Linked DNA regions of Homo sapiens: region 1 is linked to region 2. Evidence: chromatin loops called from intact Hi-C (ENCODE). Cell type or tissue: heart left ventricle. All regions are shown on one strand. Links, peaks and the distances in the headings refer to the core of each region. The heading gives the core; the rest is flanking DNA.

The links. Hi-C counts contacts between places; a loop is a spot of excess contacts. Peaks named below come from ENCODE experiments on the same cell type or tissue, not always from the same donor. Only the 100,000 strongest peaks of a DNase experiment are listed, where the experiment ranks them.
Region 1: a loop joins it to region 2, with 1.9 times the contacts of the local background. A loop is called at or near these places in 12 of 110 quality-filtered maps.

Annotation. Positions count from the first base shown.
Region 1 is chr7:132,479,082-132,481,983 of GRCh38, reverse strand. All of the region lies in intron 3 of PLXNA4 (plexin A4), which reads left to right. Among named protein-coding and RNA genes, the nearest start is that of PLXNA4, 96 kb to the left of the region's middle. In heart left ventricle, for the core only: no CTCF peak of the experiment used is centred there; a DNase peak (open chromatin) is centred at 1,243; H3K27ac peaks cover 698 bases.
Region 2 is chr7:132,401,991-132,404,892 of GRCh38, reverse strand. The region is part of intron 3 of PLXNA4 (plexin A4); the gene reads left to right. LOC105375511 (a long non-coding RNA gene) reads right to left here and starts at 1,247. Exons shown (of 4, transcript XR_927983.3): 1 at 1,174-1,247. In heart left ventricle, for the core only: no CTCF peak of the experiment used is centred there; DNase peaks (open chromatin) are centred at 1,792 and 2,041; H3K27ac peaks cover 1,461 bases.

The DNA of each region.
Region 1 (2,902 bases), core at 129-2,628, 77 kb before region 2:
CACTGAATCCTGTCTTTTGGCTTGTGGCTTTGATTGTGCAAACACAGTAGAGAATCCAGAGGATAAACAGGAGGCTGTGAAGCAGTCGCCACACCCACAGGACCAGGGGTGAGGAAACTTCCTCAACAAGGAGGCCTGGGGGCTCAGCAGGCAGTCCCAGGTGCTCCGTTCATCTGGAGAGAGGGCAGTGCTCGATGATGGACAAGAGATGCTTAGATTTTGAATCAGTAGCTGCCGAGAACTCTGTGTGGCCATGGAGAATCCATATCTTCTGCCTTTGGCCTCTGTGGGGAGGCACCCAGCATCTTAGGAAGGGGTCGTTTCCTTAGTGTTTGGGGCTGGCAGAAAAGAGGTGGTGCAGAGGGAACTACTGAGCTTTGAACACCGTGTAGGCACCAGGATTGTTCTAGATGTTTTCACATGTTACTTACATTGATTGTCACATGTAATCCTCAATGTTTTTTTTTGGGGGTGGGGTAAATGTTACACCTTCCATTTTACCCAGGAGAAAAGGGGTTGGGTAACTCCCCAGAGGTCACACGGTCTAATCCGAGGTTGTCCTGGGACCCGTATCGAGTAATATCACAGACTCTACCTAAGGCCTGGCTCCTGGGCTGTAGGGTAGGTCACCTCCCTGATGGAGGGAGGAGGTGGTGGCTGGACCTCTGGTACCTACCCTGGAGCCTGTTGCTCAGAACCCTCCTTTCATTCCCTCTGTTCTGTCTCTGCCCTGTCTCAGGCCCTGATGTCCATGCTAGGGCGGTTGAAACTGATTTTCCCCTCTTTAATCCATCTTCCTGGGATGGATTAAAGAGGGGAGCACTTTAGGGACAGGAAAATCAGTTTGGATGGATCCTAGATGGCAGATTCAGCTTCCTAAAGCAGTTCTAATCCTCTCACCCTTGTCACCAAGAAAAACAAAACTGGACTTGTCTCATCCACCCTTCTGCAGCCCCTTGCCTGTAGCTTTGCTTGCATGGAAGTGGACCTGACATGCTGAGGACTCAGGTCCCTGGCTCAGCCATTCAGCCTCAGCTGGCTGCCTCGGCCTTCACATTTCGAGTCCTCAAGGGCCCTGGCTAAATTTAAATACCAAGGAAGAGGCTCCCACCTTAGAAACGACGGGACTCCTGCCTCCATGGCTGCTCTCACATCACCAACCTGCCTCCACGGGCAATTTCCTTCTGAGAGCAATTATGCTGGAGCTTGGATCCCGTGGCCGAGTGGGAGGTGGCCACAGGGAGGGGAGGAGGTTTTCCAGGAGGCAGCCGAGCTGTGCTTTTCCACTTACCCCTGGCCTGCTGCCTGGGACAGACTGGGCCCATCTTTGTCTTGGTTTCTCACCGGAATTGTCCCTCCTAGAGCCTGTGGGACTGTGTGCTGTGGTTCTGGGTGATTTTTCCTGTGACAGACTGGGCCCATCTTTGTCTTGGTTTCTCACCGGAATTGTCCCTCCTAGAGCCTGTGGGACTGTGTGCTGTGGTTCTGGGTGATTTTTCCTGTGACGGGTTATCCACGGTCCCTGTCTTGACCCATTTGGAGGATGACAGCTTCTTCCTAATCACGGGTCATTATTGCTTTGCAAGTGCTCTGGAATGGAGGGCCTAATTAGCCAGTCTCCTTGTGACTCCCAGTCACCTGGAGCACTTGTCACCACCAGCACATCCAACCTTCTTTTTCCTTCTGAGTGTCTATCCCCCAAACCTGAGCTTCTCGGCTCTTCTCACAATCCTTTGCCTACTTTCCTCACTTTCACCCCCTCCATTCTTACCTTTTCCTTCCTGTCGCTCTGTAGTATTGTACTTTTAACTTAGTGAAGGTGTGCTCACAAATGTTATCTTGACCAATTAATTTGCTCAGGATGATGTGGAGTTAGGAAGGCCTGAGGCCGTGTTGGCTTTGCTATTTCTTTATAGATATGGGGACTTGGGGTAATAGTATGATTGAATGGGAGGTTAGGGAGACTACTTCAGAAGTGTACATAGTTCTTTATATAGTCAAACCTCTTTTTAAAAAAATGCAAAGAGGCCAGGCGCAGTGGCTCATGCCTGTAATCTCAGTACTTTGGGAGGCCGAGGAGGGTGGATCACTTGAGGCCAGGGATTTCAGACCAGCCTGGGCAACATGGCAAAACCCTGTCTCTACTAAAATATAAAAATAAACAAAATTAGCTGGGAATGATGGTACATGCCTGTAGTCCCAGCTACTCCAGAGGCTGAGGCAGGAGAATCGCTTGAACCCAGGAGGCAGAGGTTGCAGTGAGCCGAGATCGTGCCATTGCACCCCAGCCTGGGCAACAGAGTGAGACCCTATCCCAAAAAAATGGTTAATAAAAGAATGCAAAGAATCTACAAAGAGCAATCCTCTTCCCCCCAAAACCACTCCTGGACACCCACTGCCGGGCGGCATTCTCTCCCTTGCTCATTGTGGGGTCCCGGGCTCACTAAGGTGCGGGTGGAAGGCCGTATTCCCCTTGCCCTGTGTTATGGCACAGCTGCATGGGGACCCAGCTCTATTTTGTTGGCTTCCTGGGTTTCCCTTTTGAGTCCTTTTAGGAAAGGCTCTCCAAGGGTTGCATCTGTGAGAAATGGGTGTTGGTTTGGGGTTTTACCCCACCTCACAGGCTCTCCCTTCCTTGGGGCTGCCCTCTGACACTCCCAGTGCCTCACCTAGTCCCAGTTTTCCTTTTGGGAATTTTTTTTTTTTTTTCCCAAAGAGATAGGGTCTTGCTCTGTCACCCAGGCCAAAGTGAAGTGGTGCTATCCTAACTCATGACAGCCTCAAACTTCTGGGTTCTAGCGATCCACCTGTCTCAGTCGCCGAAGTACCTGGGACTACAGGTATGTGTCACCATGCTCCACTAATTTTTAACATTTTTTATAGAGATGGGGTCTTGCTACGT
Region 2 (2,902 bases), core at 289-2,788:
CAGTACTCCCCCTGAAGCTTCGTCTTTCCACCCTCTATACCTTCTGGTCTCCTGGGCCACAGGGATAATAATAGTAGTAGTAGGCATCAGAATAATAATCACAACCTACACCAGCTTGGCACTGTTCTAAGAACTTTACATGAATTATCTCAATCTCTATACCCCTATGAGGTGGCGCTGTTACTATCACCCCCTTTAACAGGGGACAAAACATGGGAAAGTTAAATAACATGATCATATTGCTCATTAGGATGCCAATCAAGCAGTCTTACTTGGGAGTCCATTCTTAATCACTACCCTGTAGTGTGTGGCCTCCATGTCACCTGGTGCACTGCCAGGTCCATGTAACAGGGACACTGTGACACCAGCAAGCCGTGTTGGTTGTGTGGCCATCCTGTTCTGCCACCCAGTGGGAGGCCACCTGCCCACTGCCCCCTGGCTCTGGGCCTGTGAGGGCTGGTTGGTGACAGTGGTGGAGGCTGCGCACCAGCCTTCTCCTCTGCCTCACAAAGGCTAAGGGGGCTGCATATCGTTTTGGTTGTGGTTTGAGTGATGAAGTCACTGGGGGGAGTCCCCCATAGTCTAGGAAAAGGGGTCTTTGGAAAGCTTTCTTGGGACATTTCCTGGAGTTGTGTTGGGCGGGCCCATCAGAGCTGGTGGCATTGTGTGTAGCCTCACATCAGCCTCCTGGAGGGTTAGTAAGGTTCAGCCTTCTCATGGAGCTATTTAGGGTCAAGGCCTCTGGGTTAATTCCTCAATGGGCTCTGACCCATCCTGTGTTATGGAGGTGCTTGGGGACCCGTGGAAACAAAAGAAGTGAAAGAAAGAAAGCCTTGTCTCCTGGCCCACCACAGAGCCCAGGTGAATATCTGCTCCCCAGAACAGCAGGGCCAACTACAGACCCGTTATCCGGCTCTGACCTTCCCTGTTGCACTTCCTGAGTCCCGCCCCTACTGAATGGAGCATGTCTGTTGCAGACTCTCCTGGCTGCCCTGGGGACTGAGAAGGGGTTTACTTGGAAGGAGGACAGGACACCAAAAGTCGGCAAGTGGGTCCAGATGGCCACTTTCTCCCTCCTGATCCCTCAGGTCCTGTCCCCGAAGTAAGCCCCCAAATGCCCTCTTCCCTGCTCTCTGCCTCTTCCCTCCCACCCCACAAAGTGAAGCCACAAACCTGCATTTTGGAGTCCGCAGGCAGATTCCTCTGTCATCACTTCCCATGGGGTGGGAGGAGGTTGGAGAGAGAGAGTGGAGGAAAAGCCAGGCCAGGAAGGGAAAAAAAAGTCCCAATTTAAACCCAGGCCAATTTGGGAATTCAGCTGACACAGCAAGCAAACGCGATCAGTAAGAAGTGAGAGGGAGATGATTTATGTTTTGTGCCTGAGGATCCACGGAAGACTTTCAGGTGTCATCAGGGTTACCCCGTGATCTTTAGCAGCAATTAGGGCCCCCTCCCGTTACCTGCCTGCCTGGTTTTAGGCTCACGCTGCCAGCTCCTCCCCTGAGTAGGGGAAATCTTAAAAGCCTCTCTCCCTTGCCTGACTTCTCTTTTTCAACTTTCACATTTGGATGAAAATGGGACACTGGCATTCTTTAGAGAGAACATGATTGAGTGCTGGCTCCTGAGGGGGCAGTGCATTGCCAGCATCCATGCCCTTCCCTGCTGCTTTTGTGGACCAGGCATAGCAGGCGTCAGGGCCTCTGAGTCTGGGGCCGGGACCTGGGCTCTGTGTAGTGGGAGAGATCATCTTCTCTCATCTTCCTGCTCCAAGCACTGCCTCCTGGGATGTTGGCATGGAAGTGGCTGCCCAGCCTGCCCTCTCTGGCTCTGAACCACACAGAGAGCCAAGGCAATGCAGCTGGCCAAGAAGAGATGCTTGAGGTTAGCTGTGGGGGAAGAGAGATCCAGTTATTACGCATTTGCATGGTGGCGGTGCGTCAGCTGAGTGTTTTGTGTTTTGTTAATGAGCTCTTCAACACTAGCTCTCTGGATTGGGGGTCAATGGGTGGGCGTGCTCAGCACAAGAAATGAAACAACTGGGTCAAGGACACGCAGTTTCTGTCCATGCTGGAGGTGGCGTTCCCAGCCAGACCTGTCTCATGCAAAGTGATGGTGCTGTGGTAATAATGTAGGAGGTGTTTCTCCTGATCCTCGGATGCCTCCTTGTTAAACCTGATTGATCCGATGGACTGAGCGGCTCGGGAGCAGCCTGTCCTTTGCTCTGCATACCCTGTGATGGCAGTGGCCAGTGCTACAAGGTGAGAAAGCAGGCTTTGAGAGGGGAGCTGTGTTTTTGGCAGGGGGTATTTCCTGCAATAAGATGATTAGCCAGCTGCCCCTCCCATAGTGGCAGCCTGCAGCAGCACACTGCCCCTCTCCCCTGTGTGTATGTTGGACTAATTAATAACAGGAAAAGGCAAAGAGATGTTCTCCAAGGCATTTAGAACTTGGACTTGAGTATCTTAAAGCTCTTTCTCCACCTTTACAATGGAGCCCCTGTGCCTCGCTAGGGTGGCTTCCTCATGTTAGGTGAGTGCCCCAAGTTACTTTTTATAGCTTTCTGTCTCCCCGCCTACCGTCAGGGTGTCTGGCACCTGTCACTTCTCACTGTTGTCACTGATCCTGTCTGATGCAGCTCTCCTGCTGCCACTTAATTTGTTCTTTTTAATTTGCTACGGGCTTGGAAACAGATACTCAAGCTTATTAGACTTGTGTATAAAATAAGAATAAAGAGGTGTTGCATGATTACTCTAGGGACCTGCTGAGTCAAGTGCATTCGCTTTGGTATGTAGGCTTGAGATTTCCATTTTACCCTTTCCCGGGTCATTTCTGGTATTTTCTAGCACCTGGCTGGGCTCTCGACTGGGGAATCTAAGGCCAGCTGAAGTGCAGTCAGGCAAAG